Linked DNA regions of Homo sapiens: all the other regions are linked to region 3. A link is a loop called in an ENCODE intact Hi-C map of the cell type or tissue named here. Cell type or tissue: heart left ventricle. All regions are shown on one strand.

Region 1 (8,000 bases), 160 kb before region 3:
TTGCTGAGGCCTAGAGGGTACTGTCAAAAATATTTGAGAAGATTTATTCTGAGCTAAATATGAGTGACCATAGCCCATTGACAAAGCCCCACAAGATCCTGAGAACATCTGCCCAAGGTGGTTGGGCTACAGCTTGGTTTTATATGTTTTAGGGAGACATAAGACATCAATCAATACATATAAGATGAACATTGGTTTGATCCAGATAGGTGAGACAACTCCAAATGGGGGCTTCCAGGTCATAGGTAGATTCAAAAATTTTCTGATTGGCAATTGGTTGAAGGAATTTATCGAAAGGCCTGGAATTAACAGAAAGGAGTATCTGAGTTAAGGTAAGGGGTTGTGGAGACCAAGGTTTTTATGATGCAGATGAAGCCTTCAGGTGCCAGGCTTCAGAGAGAAGAGATGGTAAATATATCCTATCAGAATTAAAAGGGCACCAGACTCTTAGTTAATTCTCTCCTGGATCAGAGAAAACACCTGAAAAGGGAAGAAGATTCTCTACAGAATACAGATTTTCCCCACAAGAGACAGCTTTGCAGGGTCATTTCAAAATATGTCAAATAATATATTTTGGAGTAAAATACTTAAATGTCTTTCAGGGCCTGCTATCTCTCATGTTAGTATCTTACTCCTACAAAGAGTCTGTTTTGTCAGTCTTGAGGTCTCTGTTTTAATGTTAATGCTGGTCAGTTTTGCCTGAACTCCAAAGGGAGGAGGGTATCATGAGGCATGTCTGACCCCCACTTCCCATCATGGGCTGAACTGGTTTTTCAGGTTAACTTTTGAATGTCCTTAGCAGAGAACAGGAGTTCTTCCAGTTGGCTGAAGAGCTTAGAATTTTATTTTTGGTATCCAGGGGTGATAGCTAAAGGAGGTGGGGTTTCTTCTTAGGGTGATGAAAATGTTTTGGAATCAATTGTGATAGTTTCACAAACCTGACTACATTAAAACCATTAAATTGTACAGTTTGAAAGGGTACATGTATATGGTATGGTACGTGTGGTATGTTCATATCTCAATAAACCTGTTACCAAAAAAAAAAAAGCAGATAGTAGTATATGCCCTGAAGATTATTTTAAAAGCATGATATTAATCCCGGCACTTTGGGAGGCCGAGGCAGGAGGATCACGAGGTCAGGAGATCGAGACCATCCTGGCTAACACGGTGAAACCTCATCTCTACTAAAAATACAAAAAATTAGCCGGGCATGGTGGCGGGCGCCTGTAGTCCCAGCTACTCAGGAGGCTGAGGCAAGAGAATGGCGTGAACTCGGGAGGCAGAGCTTGTAGTGAGCCGAGATCGCACCACTGCACTCCAGCCTGGGTGACAGAGGGAGACTCCATCTCAAAAAAAAAAAAAAAAAAAAAAGCATGATATGATGAATTAGTTGAGTGGCTACTTCTGGTCAAGCAGCCCCAGAAAAAGTAACATTGAATGAAGACCTGACCGACAACTGGCTGAAGCATGGTCCCCTGCCCCCGCCCCCACCCTGCCGTCATTATTGTCATTAACAGCACAGTAAAAGCCTTGTAAAAACTTCCCAATACTCACAGTGAGTGAAGGGCTGATTGCCAAGGCCCTTTCCTCATAATGGTGAGAAAATTCTATCAGCCCTCTTGGGAGAGAAAAAGATTCTAATGACCGGACCACTGCGCATAGCTTGTCACTGAGAAAAGAAAAACAACTGTCTGCCATACCTGCCAAATGCATTTCTGGTTTCCCAGTTCCTCATTTGGTTTCGCTGACACTGACTTGCTGCTGGTGCACTTCTTTCATGAGTCTGAGACCAGGAGTGCAGAGCAGTGGCAGGTCTTAGCCTCAATACTGCACCATATTGTCCTTCTCTGGAATCCAACTGTTTTTATGGTAGAGCATTGTGTTTTGCAAAATTGAACAGCACGACAGGATGTAATTGTTTTCTGCGACAGTCAATCATGAGTACCATATGCCGTCTTTGTGACATCAGTCTGGATTCATTCAGAAACGAGCACAAATCTTCACTATGGCAAAAAGATCAGTACCTCAATACCTAATTCCATCCTCATCAAGCTCTTAAATTTTCATCAGGTTGCTCCTTAAAGTATTAATAACTCAAGTGGGGTCTTTGCCAATAACAACTCTGCATATGCAAATCGTATTGTAATTTTCCTTTCATTCAACCTGGGCCCTAAAGCGACTGAATAAAGACACTGTCTTGATAAGATTCAGCTGAGTCAGAAGCCACATCCACGCCTGAACACATTCTCAACCTGAGAAACTTCCAATTCTAATCATATCTTCCGTTTCATATATGTAACCCAACTAATTTTCTATCAATATTTCAAGCACAAAACATGGGCAAAGTTGAGTCAGAAGGGACATCTCAGTCCAAGAGAGAAAGAATAAAACCACATTCCAAGTGAAGCCAGCCTCTGAATACCTGCTTTTCTCATTCTGCTGAAATCTCGGCTCTCATCTACACTACCCTCCACATTCACTGCCATTCTCCAGGTGGCTTCCTGAACAATATCTTTGGGTTCTGCCTACTTATTCTCTTGTGAAAATAATATTTGAAAACATGATCTCCCTATGCTTTCTGGGCCCTGGGTCAGCAGTTCAGCTATCCAACGGCAAGCAGAAGCATTACCTGGAGGGTTTGTTCAAATGCAGATTCCTGGCCCCACTCCTAGAATTTCCAAGGGTGGAGCCCAGGCATTTGTTTTTTTTGTTTTTTGTTTTGTTTTGTTTTGTTTTTGAGATGGAGTTTTGCTCTTGTCACCCAGGCTGCAGTGCAATGGCGCGATCTCAGCTCACTGCAACCTCTACCTCCCGGGTTCAAGCGATTCTCCTGCCTCAGGAGAAGCTGGGATTACAGGGACGCACCACCACGCCTGGCTAATTTCTGTATTTTTAGTGGAGATGAGGTTTTACCATGTTGGCCAGGCTGGTCTCAAACTCCTGACCTCAGGTGCTCCACCCGCCTTGGCCTCCCAAAGTGCTGGGATTCCAGGTGTGAGCCACTGCTCCCGGCCAGGAATTTGTATTTTGTAACAAGTTCCCAGATGGTTTTGATCTTAATGATTTAGGAACCATGCTTTGAGAATTACTGTCCTGTGCTATTTATTACCTTTAGAACAATCATTCTGGGAAATTTTCCACGGTGGTAAGAGCCCACGTGAAAGTCACAAAATCTGAGTTAAAGTCTAGAATCTGCCACTAATAGCTGCATGACCCTAGGCTCATTATTTAATCTCCCTTAGTCCTCAATATCTGGTCAGTAAAAAAGAGAGAAAATAGTTCTCGCTTTGCAGCTAATTCTTAGGCCACGCATAATTTATTGTGGAGTTCCATGGTTATTGCCAATATTTAGAATTAGCTCTATATCATGATACTGTCTTTAACAAGAATTTCTGAACAAGGTCATAATAGAAGCATTCATATTTTCTTTTCAAATCTAAATATCTGATATTGGACTGTTTTTCTAGCTTGAGGGCAGAAACCTTAAAATATTTTTAGGCAACAACGACAAAAAGCCATACATAAAACCACCAAATAATATGCTTAGAGAATACATTGAATCACCTGGTTTCAGTGAGTGTACAATGAATCCAAGGAACAAGCCTGAGTTAAGATGTTACTATAGGCATGGAACCATTGCAGGAACAAGAAAAAAGCAAAAAAGCTCTAAGCCCTCACATTCAGCCACGACCCCTGCAGGGAGTTTACAGTCTCCAAGACAGCTCTATCTTTGGGTCTGGTAGTATTTTGCCTGGCACCAAAAAGCGGGGAGGGGTCCATGTTTTTGTGATATTTATTACCCATTACCATTTTGTTGTTGTTGTTTTGTTTTGTTTTTGAGACGGAGTCTTGCTCTGTTGCCAGGCTGGAGTGCAATGGTGCAATCTTGGCTCACTGCAACCTCTGCCTCCCGGGTTCAAGCGATTCTCCTGCCTCAGCCTCCCCAGTAGCTGGGACTACAGGCACGTGCCACAATGCCCAGCTAATTTTTGTATTTTTACTACAGGCGGGGTTTCACCATGCTGGCCAGGATGGTCTCGATCTCTTGACCTTGTGATCCGCCCACCTCGGCCTCCCAAAGTGCTGGGATTACAGGTGTGAGCCACTGCGCCTGGCCTATTACACATTTTTTAACATGTAATAAATTATGTTCTTCCTTTTGCTATATTTTTTATTATGTTCATAAAATACAGGAAAACATATAAGGTAGATTTTAAATCAACCCGTATCCATTACCCAGAAAAACAAAACAAGGAAATAAAAACCACTTTTGACATATTGGTATATTTTCTCCCAGCCAGATAGCCTGGCTGGCTGCCTGCCTCCCTCCCTCTCTCCTTCTCTCCCTCCCTTCCTTCCTTCCTTTCTTTCCTTTCTTCTCTTTCTTTATTTTTTTGACAGGGTCTCACTTTGTTGCCCAGGCTGGAGTGCAGTGGCAAAACATGGCTCACTGCAGCCTCAGTCTCTTGGGCTCCAGTTATCCTCCCACCTCAGCCCCCCGACAAGTAGCTGGGACTACAGGCATGTGCCACTATGCCTGGCTAATTTTTGTATTTTTTGTAGAGATGGAGTTTTGCCATGTTGCCAGGGCCAATATTTTTTAAAAGGCACATACATAATGTATATTTAACACAAATTGGATAGCGTACGTATTCTCATGCCATTTTCTTTTGTCATTTAGTATATTATGAACATATCCTAACATTCCTAAATACTGTCTTCTACAGCATCATTTCAATGTCTGGATCTTAGTCCATCCTTTGGCTCTATCATACTTTGTTTGTTCATTTCCCTAACCACTGTTTAATTTACCAGATGAGACAGTAAAATTAAATTCTGACCCAATCTCCTCTGTAATATTTTTTTTTCCTGCTGACCACAATTTTCATCCTGGGACCTACTATATTGAAGACTGTTCTGATAACCGGTTTTTAAATGAATATTAGAATTTCATTTTAATTTGCATATTACAATAGATTTTAGACTGACTCAAAAATTGCTTATGTTGCTGCTATATCAAAAAAGTAGATGAGTTGGCAATTTCATTTTTATTCTTACACAGAGAAGTCTTACCTTCACATTATTGTGTAACAGACTAATCTGTAGCCAATAAGAAGAGAAAAGGTAAATCTTTGTGCAGTGATATGAAACGATCGTAAAAACAAGGAAGGGAATTATTAATCTAAACAGATTCACAGAGACAGCTTGTCATTCAGGCGGGTTTAAATACCATCTATCTACAACCTGACAATTCCCAGTTGGAAATCAGCAACCCTTATCTCTCCCCCAAATCTCAGAGTTGTGTATTAAGGAGACTATTTCCCACTCCCACCCGGATGACCGGTAGGCATCTCCCGTTTAACATGTCCTGAACTGTCGCTCCTCATACTCCTCTCCCCTCAACCTCTTCCCCTTCCGAGTACAGGTTTCCTCCATTCTACATGTTGTTCTGGTTAAAACACACACAGAAACAACTACAATCTTGAGATTGACTATCTCCTCTACTCTATAAGACTTCTTATGTATCAGCAAATCCTATTGGTCCAATCTTCAAAAATATACCCAGGATCCACCACTTTCCCTCACCTCCATCACCACCACCTTGGTCCGTACCCCGATGCTCACCTAGATACTCAGATGACTGCAGTAGCGTTTAACTCATCTTCTTGCTCGTACCCTTGCTCTGGGCACCCCCAGTCGTTTCCAAACAGCTTCCAGGGTGATCAATTCGAAAGCAAACTTAGCATATCACCCTTTCTCAAAACCCTCCAATGACTACGCAACTCTCCCCAAGGAAAATCCATAGCTCATAGCTACAGGGTCTGACAGGACCCGACTCACAGTTCCTTTCAGAATTCACCTGCTATGCTCTTCTCCTCATTTCAGCTGCTCCAGAATCACCAACCTCTTTGCACATGCACACGCAAAGCACAGACTGCCTCAGGGCTTTGGCACTTAAAGGCTCCTGGGCCTGAAGCACCTGGCCCTTAGGAATGGCTGTCTGCCTGGGTATCACTTTACCAGAGTGACCATTCCCGGTCATTCTCTCTGTCTTACACTGTTGTCTTCTTCATAGCAACTATCAGTTCTTGATATATATTTATATATTGATTGTTGATTGTCTTCTCCACCCACAGCAATGTAGTAAACTCCTTGAGGACAAAGACTAGTTCTTGTTCTCTGTTGTACTCCTGCTTCTTGGAACAAGGCCTTACAGAGAACAGGTACTTATATGTGTAGAATGAATGAATGTATTCATAAATATGTTTTATATCTATTAAACAATTTATATTCTGGAAAGATTCAAAGGAATCTGGTAAAGTGCTTCAGAGAATGTAAACTGGGTGTCTGGGACGATGGGACAGAGACTTGTTTTATAGAGTATGTTCTTTTGCACTGTTTATATTTTATATCATGTTACCAATAGAATCTTTTAATCCAAGTGCTTTATTTTGAAATTAATGCATCTCAAAATAAATCACAGCTTCCTCGCTCACTTGCACAGTATTCTATTCACCGGTTTCAAGGACTCTGTATCTGTGGATGAGGCACTGAGGGATATGTTAAGTGCATTACTCCTCTAAGCGCAATCTTATAAAGAGGAAATATCTTCCCACTTCATACACTGTGGTTTTATAAGTCCTGCCCCCAGCACTATCCCCAACCCTTTTGTTTTTCTCCAAATGACACTAGAAAATGAAAACCAGGGGAAATTCAAAGGAGAGCAGCAGAGTCCTCAAAGAAACCAAACATAATTTTGAGTCTCTAGAAAGAAGTATTCAAAATATTTCATGAATATTAAGTATGCTTTTAACTCAATCTTAAAATGTTCCCTGCATTTCTACAAGACTCAGACCAAATGGTCTCCCTTAAAAAAGAATGATGATCATAGATAATCCATTTTCTAAAAGACATTAAAAATAAAAAATGTGCTTGTGCAGTGTGTAATCTATTTACCAAGTCTGAAAAGTCGGTATTTCTGAGGTTTATAAAATACCTTCCTAAAGTTCTCACAAATGCATCTTGTATGGTTTGGTGAGGGGCATAATTTATTGAGAAAAACACATTAGCTGCATTTTGGGGGGCTCGTTCTGCTTGACGGAGCAGGTTCATTTAATCGATACAAACTGCGTAATATACTAATTGCTATGCTAAGTGGCAGTAACCAGTTCCTCTGGAACAGAGATGCAGATGTTATTGAACAAGTTTTGTGATAATCGTGGGGCAACCACGTGCTGATGAGAAGAGTAAGTCATTCTTAGGGCATACAGACAGAGTCCTGTGCATCAGTTCTGGTTCCTCCTCTTTCCTCCATCTGCTGGATTTGCTGCATTCCTCTTTGTGTTACAGGAAGAATGAATTCTTTTTTTTTTTTTTTTTTTTTTTTTTTTTTTTTTTTTGAGACGGAGTCTCGCTCTGTCGCCCAGGCTGGAGTGCAGTGGCGCGATCTCGGCTCACTGCAAGCTCCGCCTCCCGGGTTCACGCCATTCTCCTGCCTCAGCCTCCAGAGTAGCTGGGACTACAGGCGCCCGCCACCACGCCGGGCTAATTTTTTTGTATTTTTAGTAGAGAAGGAAGAATGAATTCTTAACAGGATCCAATTTTCTCCAATGAGAGAACATAATCACTTACAACTTGTTCTTGTTTCCCTAAACACTCGCAACCTTGTGAACATATAGTGCTAACACACACTAAAAGCTGGCTAGCGCCGATGTGATGAAACAAGTAGAAAAGTATGCCTGAATTGACTCTGTTCTCAGCACAGGATGTGATTACTGATCAGTGAGTATGTCTCACTGTGAACCGTTGTATCATGAAGGGTGGAGAAGCACAAGGTGCATGCTATGATTTCTGTAGCTCCCATTCCATCCCTTGTTTCTTCTTGAGACGGTCACACTTCTTGAGACTATACATCTTTTTGTTCTTCTCAGGACTAAGGGGCCAGATCCTGAAATTCACTCCAGAGCATCGGTTCTGAAAGCATGTTACCTGGTCTAGCG
Region 2 (8,000 bases), 180 kb before region 3:
TGTGGGAAGGCCTCAAACTTCAGGCATCTCAGAGAAACAAAGAAGGTCAAACCAAGTCTCCTTATTAGTTGTTATAGCAACAAAGAAACTATTGCAGCGACGTTGAAAATGCCTCCTGGAATCCCACCTCTGGAGCTGCAATTACAGCACATCTCCCCTTCCTGTGTGTTATCCCAGGTACGGAATCGCGTCTTTACCTGTGTGCCAGAATTCTGCATCTCCTGACAAGGGAAGCGTCTTGGGCAGCCCACTCGAATGGAGGCACTGGCTTGGCTCTACCACCTGACTTTTCACAGGTGTCTTGGATAAAAGCGCATTGTCAATTGCCTCCAGGTGCCTCAAGTCTTACCTGATGGGTACTCCCTGCATTTCTGTCTCCTTGAGCTTTCTTAAAATGAGATTTTATGCCATTTACCAAAACCTGCACTGGAGTTACCTAGAAACACTGATCGAAAATGTAAATTTATGGACTCCACCCTAGATCTAGTGAATAAGTGTCTTTGCCAACATTTAAGAACTGCTAGCTTAGAGAGGGGAGTGTGGGTGATGGTACTTTATTTAGTGCAGATCCAGGCAAAAGATTATCACTTGGTCCTGCCTTGGCTGAATCAAATCACAACAGATTGATCCAATGAGTTTGCAGTGAAATCAGCCAACTGTTGATTTTCATGAGAAGATGGGCAGACTTACCTTTGCCCAGTATTTAATCTACAGAATTTAAAACCTGAATATCAAAGGGAAATTTCCAGTTTGCTGTCTTAATGGAAATCTGAACATCTATGTGTTTTTTTCCAGGACCAAAGGAAAGATTTTCTTTAATATAGTTTATACAGTATTTCAAGCTCATAAAGTATTCTCTTTCTCAAAAGTCAAGATTGCCCAAAGAAGAAATAATAAAATGTCTTCTCATACAAATGTATGTTCTTGTTAGTTTTTCTGTTTCCTGAGCAATTGGCTTACAAATTGAGTCTGTGGATCAGGCATGGTGAAGGCAAACACACTTTTCCTGTATACATCCTGGCATACCCATATATACTGTTAAATAAGTACTTGGAAAATGAATGAATAAATTTCAGAAACTCAAGCAGTCTTCCTTGAGAGCATTTTAATCACTACTGCAATATCCTGCCTTAAACTGGGTAAAAAAAAAGATATTTTTAACAGAGTTGAGGATGCAAAGAGGAATATGAGATTTACTTCCCTGCTCCCCCATCCTCACCTCCCACCAAAAGAAAAAAGTTGCTTTTTCTAATATGTAATTAAAACAGAAACATCATAGTTTAGCCTCCAGACCCCAGTTTATTTGCAAGTTACCACGAATGCTTTAGAATTTAGTGTGCATTAGGTAAAAATCCACCACAGCTTTGAAAAACTTTCTCACACTATGTTCACTACTTGAGGTAGGGATTTAGAAAAAAATCGAAATCACTTCAAATTATCACTCCCCTTATTTAAGGCCAGATAGTAAAGTATTTAAATTTCTTATGTTTTCTACCTGAAACTGTGAAATTAATATAAGATAGCATTTGAGGTTTTTATTTTAGAGCAGGGGATCCAGAAATAAGAGTCAACTCTGCCACTTGTATTTGTGAATAAAGTTTAATTGAAATAGCCATGCCTATCTGTTTATCTATGTTAAAAGCAGGCTGGGCACGGTGGCTCACACCTGTAATCCCAGCACTTTGGGAGGCCGAGACAGGCGGATCACTTGAGGTCAGGAGTTCAAGACCAGCTTGGCCAACATGGTGAAACCCCATCTCTACTAAAAATACACACAAAAAAATTAGCCGGGCGTGGTGGCACGTGCCCGTAATCCCAGCTACTCAGGAGGCTGAGGCAGGAGAATTGCTTGAACCTGGGAGAGGGAGGCTGCAGTGAGCCGAGATGGTGCCACTGCACTCCAGCCTGGATAACAGAACGAGACTCCATCTCAAAAAACAAAACAAAACAAAATACAAAACAGTCTATGGTTGCTTTTGCACCGGAAGGCAACAGAGACCATATGACCCAGAAAGCCTAAAATATTTGCATCTCAACTCTTTACAGAATAAGTTTGCTTTCCCCTAAGGAAGCCAGCCTTAGGGATTTACAAAGCAGATTTAGGAATCAGATTACCTGAGTTCAAACATGAATCTATCATTTAATAGGTAAAAGATCTTGGGCATATTAATTACATCATTTAGATTCCTTGAGCTCGGTTTCCCCGTCTGTAAAATGAAGATAATTATACTTACCTCATGGAGCTATTGGGGCGATTGAGATAATACCACAAAAGCACTTAGCGTTGTGCCCGGCCATAAATAAAAGCTGATAGCATAACCGAATCGAATGCTCTTTTCTGTCAATACGTTTCTTTTCTTAAAAATCCTCAAAGAGGTTCTCACTTCTAGTTACCTACATTCAGCAACATTTCTTTTCACACTCATTAGCTTGAGGCTTGCTTCAGTAATTTTAACTTCATTAAAATTATAATTATTTCTTTAATTCCATTTCCTTTATCTACTTCTTCAACGTAATTCTCCCATTGGCTGCCAAGGCCCTGGGAATCATGGAGAATCTCTGATGAGACAGTCTTAGAGAAAGAAAATAAATAAGAACCAGATAAAGTCAGGAAAATGAACAGTGAAGTAATTATCAAATGTGCCTGGCAAACCAAATTTTTAAAAGACAAAAATGAAGACCCCTGAGAGAAGTAGGATCAGCTAAAATTGTGTGAAAAGTAGCTACAGAGAACCCAGAGAGAACACACATGCATTTCGGGGAAGCCATTAGCACTAAACAATTTATATACCCTAATCTACTAATTAATTGTTAGTTGAATTCAATCCTTTCCCCAGTATTTCTCAACCGCTTAAAAAACATATCCTGAGCAGCAGTGTGCTAGGAAATCCCAGCTAACTCAGATCTATAAAACTATGCATTGCTTATCTGAAGTTCAAATTTAATTGGGTATCCTGTATTTTATCTGGCAAAGAGTAGTGAACCAGGCAGGCGCCATCCCTGCTTGCTCTGCAGCTTTAGAGGAACTCTAACTTTAGGTGCTCACAAAATTCAACTCACATCCAGCACTGACCTTCTCTTTAGAAGTTCATGGCCACTGGGGGCCCATTTGGCAGGTGTCACTGTATGATATTTCCAACTTGATTTTCTTGTGGCACTCTTCTGGAATTAAGGTCTTTGGCAACAAAGACTGTCTTTTGATTTCTACATCCCTGAACTCCAGTACAGTGCCGGAAACTCATAGATGCTCAATACAGACCACATTAATGAATGAGTGAGCAAATGCGTGAATGGTTGGATTCATATTAGACACAACACACAATACACTCACAGCTCACATGCAAAATGTCCACACACCCTTCAGAAATACCTAGGATAGAGAAAAACATGTTGCCAGAATCCAAAGAACATATGGGTGAAGAATGATCTTTTATTTTCAAATGTTTTATGAAGAGACTCCGAACAAAATAAAGGCTTTCAAAAAGGGGGGTAAAGGGGTGAGGAAAGCATGTGAGAGAAACTGTAACCCTGTAAACAACACTAACGGGTTCTTTGAACAAATAGTTTTGAACAGAACAGATAAGAGTGAGTCGAAGCACTGATTTAACTAATTGGTGATATAATCAAATATAATTTCCAGTAGTTAATCAGAACCACAGTAATAATAACTGAGGAATAGGGTGTAAACAAATAACAAATAATTAAAAGCCATTTTATTGTCAATACTGACTGTCATACAACTGAAACACTTGGAAGGAAAATCACAAGAATCCACAAAAGGACAGATTCAGAGAAGTGCAAGGGACAAAGTATCTACAATAGAAAATCATTTCGTGACATTGACTTCTTTCTGTCCAGCTGTAAAAGAGGGAACACAGAGTCAATATCTATAGAGCACGTTTCAATTACACTAAGAATTTAAAAAAGAAAAAGAAAATAAAGAAAATTATTGTATTGCAGAGTTTTCCAATGACCACACAATTAGCCAGGACTTTAAGCTTCTTCTCTTGGTCGTCATTTCCCTTGCTGTCATTCTGTGACCTCCTGGGTGAATCTGTGGCTGACACATCACAAGTGTGTTAACAATTCTTGGCAGTTACTGTCAGTGCTCAGATCTGTAGGCTGGAAAAGTCTCTGTTCGATGAAGCTTCAGAGGGCTGGAAACATCTTTTCCAAAAAGAATTTAAAATCAACAGTTACATTTCAAGAAAGCCCACAATCAAATTAGGTGGCAACAACTTTCTCTATAACAGAAATAAGTAAATGTACTTAAGGCAGAATTTTTTCCAAAGGCCTCTCAGGATGATATGTAAATGAGTCACAGAGATTGCATGATTTACGTATCATTTGCATGTGGCCTTTGGGCTGAGCCATGGTCAGTCCATTAGCAATTATTTTCTTCCTTAATTTTTCATCTGCATCAATCCCCATATCCAGGGTATTCAGGAGAAATGAGATAGAAACAGAACTATGGAAACTTTTAGCTAGAATATTCTGGAAACCTGAGCAGCAATAAGGCAGTCTTATGCTTATACTTTGGTAATCTTGTAAATGTTAAGGAGAACTTCCTAAAATTCATTTAGCCTTTATTATTTCAGGTTTAGATTTCAGACCAAACAGAGTTTAAAAAGTCAAGAAGGCAACACACAAGATCCCTATTAGCCCCCTTTGTGACATATTAATAATATAAGGGTTGTCAAGCATTTTCTAGAAAGAGCCAGACACTAAATATTTTAGGTTTTGCAGACCATATGGTCTCATTGCGACTACTGAGCCCTGCTGCCTGTAGCACAAAAGCAGCCACAGTTAATATGTAATGAATGTCGTCCTAATAATGCTTTATTAATGAAAATAGTCAGCAGGCTGGATCTGGCTCACAAGCCATTGTTTGCCAATCCCTGTAGATAATGCGTCCCTGATTTAACAAAAACTAGAGGTTCTACTGCCACCTGCTGGCCAACGGTTACCGCAAGCAAAGAAATGTACACGGCTAGGTGAAGATCTCAGGACTCACCGCAAAGCCTTTGGAACAAACTTCCGCAGCCTTGGTGAGTAAATGTGTGGATCAAGCAGGCACAAGAAACAGGATTGCAGCCAGTGGAGCATGTCCGCCCCACCCACACACATTCAAAACAATGTTGTTTTTATTTTATTTTATTTTATTTGTATGTATTTTTTTTCGCCCCGGCTGCAGTGCAGTGGCGTGATCTCAGCTCACTGCAGCCTCAACCTCTTGAGCTCAGGTGATCCTCCCACCTCAGCCTCCCAAGTAACTGGGACCACAGGTGTGTGCCACCACACGTGACTAATTCTTGGATTTTTTGTAGGGAGGGGGTCTCGCCTACATCCACCAGCCATGTGGCCTGGAGTAAGACCTTAACCTCCAAAGGTCTCTGTTTCTTCAGTCATTGAAATGGAGACCATAGTCCCACTCTCACCAACTCCCATGGTTGTCAGGAGAACCCCATAAGGCTACATGGAAGACGCCTGGTTCAGTGACACAACTGTTTAGTGCCACTCTTTGATTTCCTCAAATTATCTTAGGTCCGATCTATGATATAGGTGCCTAGTTTTTCTTGTTTTTGTTTTGAAACAGTGATGCTATCTTCCAAGGCAATTCCCACAGAAGAGTTCGGAAAACACTGGAGCAATGAAGCACCTTGGCCTAAGGGTAAAGATTGCTGAGATGATAACTTTGAGAAGGAGGTGAGAGAGTTAGAGGAACATTGTACTGAGGCCAGACACTCCGGTGCTCATGTGCAACGGCCTTGGGGCTAGTCTCCCACTTCCTCTCCTGTTCTCTTGCAATCCCTTGAATGAAAATATCGATTAAATCTGACACTGCCATGCTGAGGACCCTCTAATGCTTCCCCTCACACTTAGAATAAGCAAGTCTTGATTACCTGTATTCACCACCCCGGCTGTCTCTTTATGTCCCTTAGGCACCAGCCACACTGGCTCCTTCCTGATCTTTGAATGCCCGCAGCTCATTTCTGACTCAGGGCCTTTGCATTTGCTGACCTCTCTATGGAGAATGCCTTCCCCTGGCTCTCGGTATGGCTGCCTCTTTTAGACTTAAGGTCTTGGGGTGTTGCAGGGGCTTCCACTGACTACCCCATCTCAAGAAGTCCCTTTGTCAGCATCTTCTCAAAACCAACAGCTCTGCCTCACTTTCTTTATCATAAAAACTTTCTTTTCCACTGTTCCATATACCAAATCTGAAATTAACTATGTCTGCTTGATTATGGATTGTGACTCTCCATTAGATTATAAGCTCCGAGAGGGAAGGAATATCCCTGCCTAGGAGTCCCAGGTATGTCTGTCATCTAGCACAGCGCTTGGCCTAAACTAGATGCTCAATAAACGTTTACTGAGTAAACAAAGAATGGATGGATGGAAGAATGAGAGAGAAAAACCTTAAAATCTTTGTTACTTACTAGATAGGTAGTCTTGGACCCATTAATAACCCTTCAAATTCTCAGTTTCCTAACAGCAAATGAGAATAAAATACCCTTTCGGGCAGCTGTTTTGGGATCTAAATGAGATCATGTATGTTAGGTCCCAGCGGAAAGCTGGTACACAGTAGGTCCTCAGAAAGAGTAGCTTTTAGAAAGACCCCATTGAATATGGCTTGTCTCCCTCGTAATGATGAAATCTGAGATTTCAGCACTGCACTGGTGGCACGTGAATGCTTATTCATATAACAAGAAGGAAAAGAAGTTTCATGTCCAAATAGATGTGCAGAGCTTTGGTTTAAACAAGTTTAATCAGGTTTTTCATTGCAGGGCATCTCAGAGCCCTGAAATTATTGATTTGTTTTCTGACTCTCCATGAGAACTTAACATGTAGCATTTCCCCCAGACGCGTTTGACCACAGTAACCTTTCTTAGGGGAAAGGTGCTGTCTACCAGAGTTAGCTTTCCAAGGAACATAATTTGGGAAATGCTACTGATGTAACTGCTGTTATTTTATCCAATGCATTCCTAAAAGAATCCAGTGAATAGTATTCAACATAAACTTGTTGATTGCTTCTGTAAGTTTCTTCCATAGTTTTTTTGTTTTTTTTTTTTTTAACTGAGACAGAGTTTCACTCTTGTTGCCCAGGCAGGAGTGCAGTGGCATGATCATGGCTCACTGCAACCTCTGCCTCCTGGGTTCAAGCGATTCTCCCACCTCAGCTTTCCGAGTAGCTGGAATTACAGGCGCCCGCCACCATGCCCAGCTAATTTTTGTATTTTTAGTAGAGGTGGGGTTTCACCATGTTGGCCAAGCTTGTCTTGAACTCGAGATCTCAGGAGATCCACCCAACTCGGCCTCCCAAAGTGCTGTGATTACAGGTGTGAGCCACCACGCCCAGACAGTTTTCATTATAAACCTACTTCCAATGTTGATTTTGTATCTGCATAATCATAGAAGAGAATTTCTATGAAAATTTTAAAACGACGTGGGAGAAGCAGTGAAGGTAGATTAGGTATGTCTTGTGTGGCACGTGTCAAAACCAGCCACCTCCCTTTCCCCACCAAAAACTGTAGTAAAATGATAATTCCCAAATCAACCAGCAGGGGGCTCTCGAAGACTACATTTGAAGAAAATGACCATTATTCTCAAACCAATTTGTTAAATTCCTCCTTAAGGGTCTGTATGATTTCCAACCTTAACCTCCAGATTTGCCAGAAAAAAAAAAAAAAAGCCTGAAATTCATCAATGTAGGTGAATTGGCCAGAGGAATTACAACCCATAATCATCAGCAAAACAAGAAGAAATTAAAGGCTCTGTAACTTCATCATATGGCACACCCCAGGCCCCCAAGTCATTAACTTTTCCCAATCCTATTTCCTTTTTCTAAGGGGTATGAAAAGTAGGGGAGAGGGAAGGTAGGTAGTATAGGTAGAAGAATAAAACTTTTTTTTTAAATGTACTTGTTTAAATAGCCACTTTTGATAAGCAAGATAATTTTAGGTACTCTGTGAACATCTTTTAAATCTTCAATACTTATTATT
Region 3 (8,000 bases):
AGGATTTCAAATGAAGGTGACCACTTATCTGTGACCCATTTGAATGGGAATGTTTTTAGAATGTTTCCTGTCCTGTTAAAAAATCACATATATAAATATACGTATATTATATATTATACAATATGTACATAGGTTGTATGTATATATTTATTCCTATGTATAAAAATACACACACATACACATATATGTATATAATTTGTAAAAGTTTCATCCATTGAAAAAATCTGGAGCTGCATAAACATTTATGCCTTTGTACACTTCTACATAGAAAGAGAAGGAAATAGATAATTCCTATATCCGTCTACCAATCCTAACTCATCTTTGATTAAAGAAAATGATACAAGCAGAATCAATGTTCTAGACTTTCATTGCATTTTCACAAATATCTTCTTTAATGCTCCCAAGAACATTAAATAGTGTTCATTGTACAGACTAGGAAACTGAGGCCAAGAAAGGTCAAAGGTCAACAAGCAATAGAAGCAGAATGCGTTCCCTTCTCCTCTTTCTCCAAATCTGAAGAAGCATTTATTCCTTGGCACCAGGAACAGCTGCTTACCATGAAATGTTTTTGTATTTAATTATAAACCGTCCCAAACATGGTCTGGATTCCATTAATAAATGCTGTTGTATTAGTTCCTAAAGGTTATAAATGGCAAGACCATCCATGCACTATATAGTTCAGCACATATTTCAACATGAACTTACCAAGTGTCTACTCTGTGCTAGACAAAATAAATGCCCTACCTCTCTTTGAGACTGGCACATATTCCTAGAAGATACATGTCGCATGCTGTTCTAGACTATATGTAGCCTAGATTAATACCGCTAACATTCCTTACTGTGGACATAGGGTCCCCATGCCAATTCCGTACAGCATCCTTCACCAATATTTGCAGCCTCCATTAAAACTTTGGTTTGCACTGTGTTCTGGCAACTATGTAATCAGCCTCTTTTGTAAATCATACCATAAGAATATTTTAAAAATTAACTGGTGAGAAAACCAATGCTAACAAATAAGACCAGATTTACTTGATCATATTTTTGACCTTTTCTCTCCATGAGCAATAACCATAATTCAATAGATATTCTGAAGTCTGAACGTGAACACAGACAAAAAGAATAAATCTTGAGAAAGTATACTGCTCATTAGCATCCAAAATGCTGTAAAACATAAAACAAATACAAACTAAATATTTCTGTTCCTTCTGCTTCAAATATCTGTCCATAAATGTTGGCACACACATAGGGCTATGTTGTGTCAATTGTAATAATCTAGAAAAAATAATCTCAGTTACCACAAACAAGAAAGTGATGGTAACCAGTTTTTCAAATAAATTACCATGTGTCACAATTTGGCATAAACTCTGATCCTTATGAATAATTCATATTTTGTGCATTAATAATGCATGTCCTCTTCCCATTGGAATGCTCCCTAACACAGAATGGATGTCTCATACCAATTCCTTCCATTGACATGATGGAGTAAAGCTAAATTAGAATGCTGGGTTTTTTTTTTTTTTAACTTAACTCCCCTTAAAATTGTAACACTTGGCCAGCCTATAAGCATACCAAAAATAGAAAGTTCCCATTATTGTTTGCCCCTTACATGGGAGTCACTCAGTAAAGTACCCCCAACAATGGGTGCTCTTGAAGATGAGAATATTTGCATAGCAGAAAAGAAAACCAAGGAAACTTTGGCAGAGCTGATGGAAATGGTGAATTCTGTTACATTTCTCCCTAATTACATATGTATATATTCACAATAACACAGGACATAATCGCTAAAACATGGTCACCAGCAGGGGAGAAAAAGAAAAGAAAAAGACCAAAACGAATTAGGCAAGAGTTTTATAATAATTGCGGATGTTCCTCCCCACAGGGCTTCCCTCCCTAGCTGAGTTTACTACTGTGAAATTTCTTTTCAGTTTTCAGTAAAAGTATCTGGCACATTAAAACAGTCCAAAGACCAAGTAAGAGAAAGATGCCAAATGACACATATTTCTAAAGAAAGCTATTCAATTTACCACTCATTATCAATGGCGGCATTCCACACGATTACTGACATTATACTTATTTCAGGCATTACACCAAAGGATATTTTCTCCCCCCGCCCCCGCCACCTCTCCACCCCCACTTTTCACCCCTTATGTCCAAACGCACAGGATCAACTAAAACAGCGACAACACTTGATAGGAGGCAAAGAGAAATGAGGGACCTAGTTTGAAATTTTTAGGAAATAAAAAAATCGTTCCAGTATCTTCCCTCTCCCTCAAGAATTCTTCCACCATCATTCAGTCCCAAGGAGAGGAAGGGTAGGTTCTCTTTTGAAGCCTCCTCCAGCGAAGAGCCAAGAGAGAAAGGGGCGAAAGAGAGGGAGTTTTAAGGAAGGAGCTAGCCTGTGTCAACATCTGTCCCAAGTGCCCTAAGATTCATTCATTCTTCCTTTCAGGACATATGTAGGGAGCACTTGCGCTATGCCAGGTATCAGGTTCCACGTAAATAACCCTTCCGTGGACCTCCAGGGTGTATTCCAGCAACAGAAATCCACCACCCCGGCTTCGAACCACGGAAAATCCAGATTCAAGTATCTACCCAAGTTGGCCCCGACCAGAGGCCAGCCCGCACCGCCTTTGACACGACACCTGGGACAGAGGTGGGGGGATCCAAAGACACCTTACGCTTGGCAGAAATCTCTCCCTGGGGTCAGAGGGTTCGTGACCTCGTTCACACCGAGTATGCGTGTCCTCTTTCTCAACCAGCCGATCCATCCCCCGGAAAAGTTAAGTTGGCGGCGAGTGGGAAAAGAGGGGAACCGGGGGCATCCGGCAGGCACCCCCGCCCGGGCTTCTCAGCTCCAACTTCCATGGCTACCGAGAAATATTTATTTCGAGTAGATGGGCTCCAGGGGCTACTGAAGCCCAACACGCGGCCACCATCAGAAAGCCAAGTCATCCAAGAGATAAAGATAGATCCATTACATACCTAGACGCTGGCCTTACAGTGACAGCCCCGGAGACGCGGGTTTCGGCTGAGAAAGCCACCGCGCAATTCTCCGGCGCGCGGCCGGGGACTCTCCGTCCACCCTCCAGGGATGCTGGCTCAAGAGAGAGACAATCGAACCGGCGAACAGCAACACGGAGAGGATCGATACTCACCCCGAGGCGTCTGCTCCGGATCCTCACGTACCCTTGCTTCACTATGTCATTAAAATTGGAAGCCATCCCAGACAGCCGGTGACCCCCCCTTTACCCAAGAGCGCGCACCCGAAGTGGCTCTGGGGAGGGTGGAGGGCAGGGTCAAGACAAGCAGTCGGTGGGAGAAAGTTGGAGAGGTGAAGCTGCTTCGGCGGCGCTGGGCGAGGCTTTAGAAGGCGCACATCACTTTCTCTGTCCCCCCAACCCTGACAGTGGGCGGCCGGCTTGCAGCCACTTTCGGGGAGCGCAGAGCGCGGCGCGGGGAGGCGAGGCTGGAGCGCCGGCGTCAGCTGACTCCGCGGCCGGCCTGCCAGGAGGAGGAGCGGCGGCGGCTGAGGGATCCAGCCCTGCCTCCTCCCGGCCGAGAAGGAGGAGAAGAAGGAGGAGGAGGAGGAGGAAGGAGGAGGAGGAAAGAGGAGGAAGGGGTGGGGGGCTAAGAGGAGGAGCCGCGCGAGTCCCAGCACTGGGCTGCGGCCACCCGTGAGCAGCCGCCCTGGAACGCTCCCCGCGCCTCCCACCCACCTTTCCCTCCCCGCTTCCCCTTCCGATCCCTCCCCTCCTGGCGGACCCGGAGCGTGCCCCCGCCACCCCCGCACCTCGCCCACAGCCTACTGAGATAGCGCTCGCTCTCCTCGCTCCAATGACTTATTTTAGGAGGAGAGGAAATTTCACTTTTTTCCAGCCGCCGCCCACCCCGCCTCCCCCTTCAGCCCCTGCCCTTTCCCCGAGAAGGGCCGATTTTGCGTGTGTGTCTGGGGAGATGGTGTTGCCGCGGCTCGCCTTGACCTTGGCATCTGAGGAGAGGGATATTGTCACCGCTTAAGCCAAATGCTTCCTTGGGTTTCCTTGTGTCAGGGACCTAGCCCTCGCTGGTATCATTTGCCACAGTTTCCCTGTTTCAGCCTCTTTCCCGCCGGAATGTGTTTCCCAGGGGGCTGAGACTTGGCCTCATCACTGTCTGTCCCCAAAGCCTGACCCCAGAGCAAGTGCTCAGTAAATCCTTGTGGTTATCAAGATGGCCACCTAGGTGCCAGGCACTCTCCAAGCCTTTTGCATGGATTGACTCATTCAAACTCCCCTGCACTTTTTGAGGTAGGTGCCCTGTTAATGTATACACCAGGCCCATATTTAATTAAGCCTCCTTAGCCTGGCAATAGAGCTCTCATTGCCATTATGAGATACTGCCTATACAATAAGATGAAGAAGGGGACTGAATTTCACACTCACCTGCCCCTGACTGCATTACCTCCCTAAAGCATACTTGATTGATAATTGCTAACACACATTGAGCACCAGTGTGCTGGGCATTGTGCTAATCTTGTTAAGGGAATAATGAATTAGGCACCAGCATCCACATTTTACAGACTTGCTAAGGTCTCACAGCTGGCCACTATCAGAGCTAGGATTGAAGGGAGGTGTGTGTAGTGCCCAGCTCTGCTCCTAAACATTCTCCTATTCCTCTTCTGAAGAGAGGATCTCACAGAAAGAGAGGTTACTAGTTGATTTCCAAGGAAGATCTTTCTAATCATTTGCACTATTCACAAAGGCAAAGATAATCATCAGAAATTAGACAAAAATTCTTACTCACTGGGAAGCGACAAAGCTAAAGCTAGAGATCACTGCTCAGAGCCATTGAGAAGAGGATTCAGTTAGTAGTGGATTGTTTGACCTGATGACATCCACAGGTCTTTCAACTCTAAGACGATATGAATCTTCCCATTCTCACTGGGAACATTAGCTTTTAGTCACCTTGGCTTGATGAGTTTCAGTTAAAGAACAGAAACCTCCAAGAATGTGTCATAGGAGAACCGAGACTAAATGGGGACAATCAAAAAGGAGATATTCTGGCAGGGAGAACTATTTTTGCTACATAGTAAACCATCTGTCTTCATGTTGCCATTCTATGGAAAATGATGTTTTAATTTTAAATCTCTCACCAAAAGAGATGAAATGGTAAAATCATTTGGAGAGCTCCTTTTGAAGGATTGGAACTTAAAAAAAAAAATGCTGCCCATGGTTGCTGTAAAATAGAGGTGTTCATGGAAGGCATTTATCTAACACATCATTTATAGACCAAGTCCACAGTATTATAGAAACAAAAAATGAAGAAATTAAGGCATAAGGAGCTTGAAATGAAGGGCCCACAATAACGGAAATAATTACTGACAAAAACTGAAGGCGAGAAATCCATCCCTTGATAGTTAATGCTGACTATAATCAACATCCATAGATAATTTAACTGGAGCTGAGGAAACTAGAATCAAACCAGAAAATATCAAACTAGACGTGAAGGAACAAATGATTTCTTTTTTAAATTGCAAGACTGAATCCAATATATGGTTTTGTTTGGTGAAATCCAATTGACATACATGCAAAACGTACAGACTGTGATATACTATTCATAGGACATTTACACTTGTCCAAATTGTGCAATACAAGCCCTGGCAGCAAGAGCAAAGAGACTGGGCACAGTGGCTTACGCCTGTAATCCCTGTAATTTTTTGGGAGGCCGAGGTGGGTGGATCACCTGAGGTTGGGAGTTCGAGACCAGCCTGACCAACATGGAGAAACCCCGTTTCTACCAAAAATACAAAATTAGCTATGTGTGGTGGTGCGTGCCTGTAATCCCAGCTACCTGGAAGGCTGAAGCAGGAGAATCACTTGAACCTGGGAGGTGGAGGTGAGCCAAGATTGCACCATTGCACTTCAGCCTGGGCAACAAGATCGAAACTCTGTCTCAAAAAAAAAAAAAAAAAAAAAAAACATTAAAAAAAGAAAAAGAAATGGAAAAGAACCATTCACAGAGGTAGGCAATGTAAGGGGTGCTTATAGAGTTCTACAGTGCACAACTTGCCTAACCATATGCTGCCGAACAAATATACTATCACACATGATTTAGTTTTACTGGAAATGTCTGACAAGAAAAAATACTATTTCGTTCCGTGTTTTGAACTCAATTTTTGAATATTTAGAGCTTCTTATTTGTAGTATGCATTTCTGTTTGTTTCCTCAGCATCCAGAGTTTGTTCTTCCCATAGTAGTCACCATTTTCACTGAGTGTACTCACCCCTGTTTCCAGCTCACGTGTGCAGCCCTGTCCATGGCCTTTCTTTGGACAACTAGTGGTTGGTGATTGGTTCAGATATGGGCACATGACCTAAGCTGGCCAATTAATAATGAATTGGGTTACTTTTACTGAATACTGGGAGGAAGACTCACACTCCAGCTGAAATGGAATCTGGATGGAAGAGGCCCAGGAGCTGCTGGCACAAATGGTGAAACCCCAGGGGAGGGCTTATCGAAGAGTGAAGGCCACGCTAAAGGAGCAGAACCAAGACATAAAGAGAAGCAAACCAGATCCCGACGATCTGATTTGAACCCCTCTTCCAGCACCCCAGGAAGTTATTTAAGTAGATTTGAAGATTTTGTAACAATTAGACCCCAAAATATAATGATTTAAGATGCATAAAAGTTTATTTATTTTTCATGTAACAGTTTATCCTGGGCAAGTAGGACACTTAGTCCTATAAGGATGCCCAGGGATCCAAGCTTGTGGTTCAACTCTGGCACCTCAGGACACGGTTTTTCATCCTTGAGTCTAGTCATTGTCTGATACAGTTTTTCTGTGTCCCTACCCAAATCTCACCTTGAATTATAATAATCCCCACGTGTCAAGGGTGGGGCAAGGTGGAGATAATTGAATCGTGGCAGTGGTTTCCCCCATTCTATTCTTGTGGTAGCAAGTAAGTTTCATGAGATCTGATGGTTTTGTAAAGGCAGGAGTTCCCCTACACAAGCTCTCTTGCCTGCTGCCATGTAAGACATAACTTAGTTTCTCCTTTGTCTTCTGCCATGACTGTGAGGCCTCCCCAGACATGTGGAACTGTGAGTCTATTAAACCTCTTTCCTTTATAAATTATCCAGTCTCAGGTATGTCTTTATTAGTAGCATGAAAACAAAGCAACACCCTCTCATTTCCCAGGAAGTGGGAAGAAAACATGGAGGGAAAATAACCTTCTAATAAAAATATGATCCAGATGTGTCAAACATCTCTTTTTCTTGCATCGCGTGGACCAGTGTTTTGTCACATGGCCACAGCTGGCTCCACAGGAAAATGGAGAATGAAGTTTTCATCTGGGCATGGTCTGTTACTGAAAGAACAAAATGAATCCATAATGGGCAGGTCCATTAGCACGCTCTACCTCACCAGTGCCACTCCTAGACTATTTAATTGCACAAGCTAAAAAATTCCCATTTTCGCTTAAACCAGCCCAAACTAAGATATTCTGTCACTTACCACTAAAGGAGTCCAGCCTAAGGCACCATACTGTGACTTGAAGCCCAAAGAATCGCAACTAAATTGGGTACAGATACATGTGTAAGGCTCAGATGACTTGAGAAAATTCCAAAATTTTCTGTGGCATTTCCATAACGCTATGGACCAACAGAAGTAAAAGCAACCGCAGCCAACTGATCCACCTCTGTTGTTTGGGAATTGCTACACCAGTCCCAACAATGAGTGATTCTCGTGGCGTGAGTGCTGAGTGCAGCCCCAGTCACTCTCACCACAGGCTGGACAGCTGATCAAGGCTGGGCATTCTGCGTGCCTCACCTGGCATTGGCACAGGGATGAGCATGTGACCTAGAAGAGCCAATCAAAGTCTTCCCTACAGTAAACAGATGAAAACATGAGGGCCCTACTCCTAACAGCTTTCAGCTAGCCCTGACCATCTTGCCTCCAAAATGAGAGACTGGCTGAGAATAAAGTGAAGAAAGAAGAACCAGAGACAGATCTAGAGATAGAAC

What was found. Hi-C counts contacts between places; a loop is a spot of excess contacts. Peaks named below come from ENCODE experiments on the same cell type or tissue, not always from the same donor. Only the 100,000 strongest peaks of a DNase experiment are listed, where the experiment ranks them.
Region 1: it touches region 3 in a loop (2.7-fold over the local background); 26 of 110 quality-filtered maps call a loop at or near these places.
Region 2: a loop joins it to region 3, with 2.2 times the contacts of the local background. A loop is called at or near these places in 19 of 110 quality-filtered maps.

The regions. Positions count from the first base shown.
Region 1 is chr20:54,627,809-54,635,808 of GRCh38, reverse strand. All of the region lies in intron 6 of DOK5 (docking protein 5), which reads right to left. Among named protein-coding and RNA genes, the nearest start is that of DOK5, 160 kb to the right of the region's middle. In heart left ventricle, no CTCF peak of the experiment used is centred here; no DNase peak of the experiment used is centred here.
Region 2 is chr20:54,646,582-54,654,581 of GRCh38, reverse strand. It overlaps DOK5 (docking protein 5), which reads right to left. Exons shown (of 8, transcript NM_018431.5): 8 at 3,413-4,167. The coding sequence ends at 4,103. Among named protein-coding and RNA genes, the nearest start is that of DOK5, 170 kb to the right of the region's middle. In heart left ventricle, CTCF peaks have their summits at 4,953 (motif pointing left), 7,368 and 7,568 (motif pointing right); a DNase peak (open chromatin) is centred at 4,951.
Region 3 is chr20:54,471,168-54,479,167 of GRCh38, reverse strand. DOK5 (docking protein 5) reads right to left here and starts at 3,575. Exons shown (of 8, transcript NM_018431.5): 1 at 3,156-3,575. The coding sequence starts at 3,221. In heart left ventricle, a CTCF peak has its summit at 3,534; a DNase peak (open chromatin) is centred at 3,397; H3K4me3 peaks cover 3,058 bases; H3K27ac peaks cover 1,776 bases.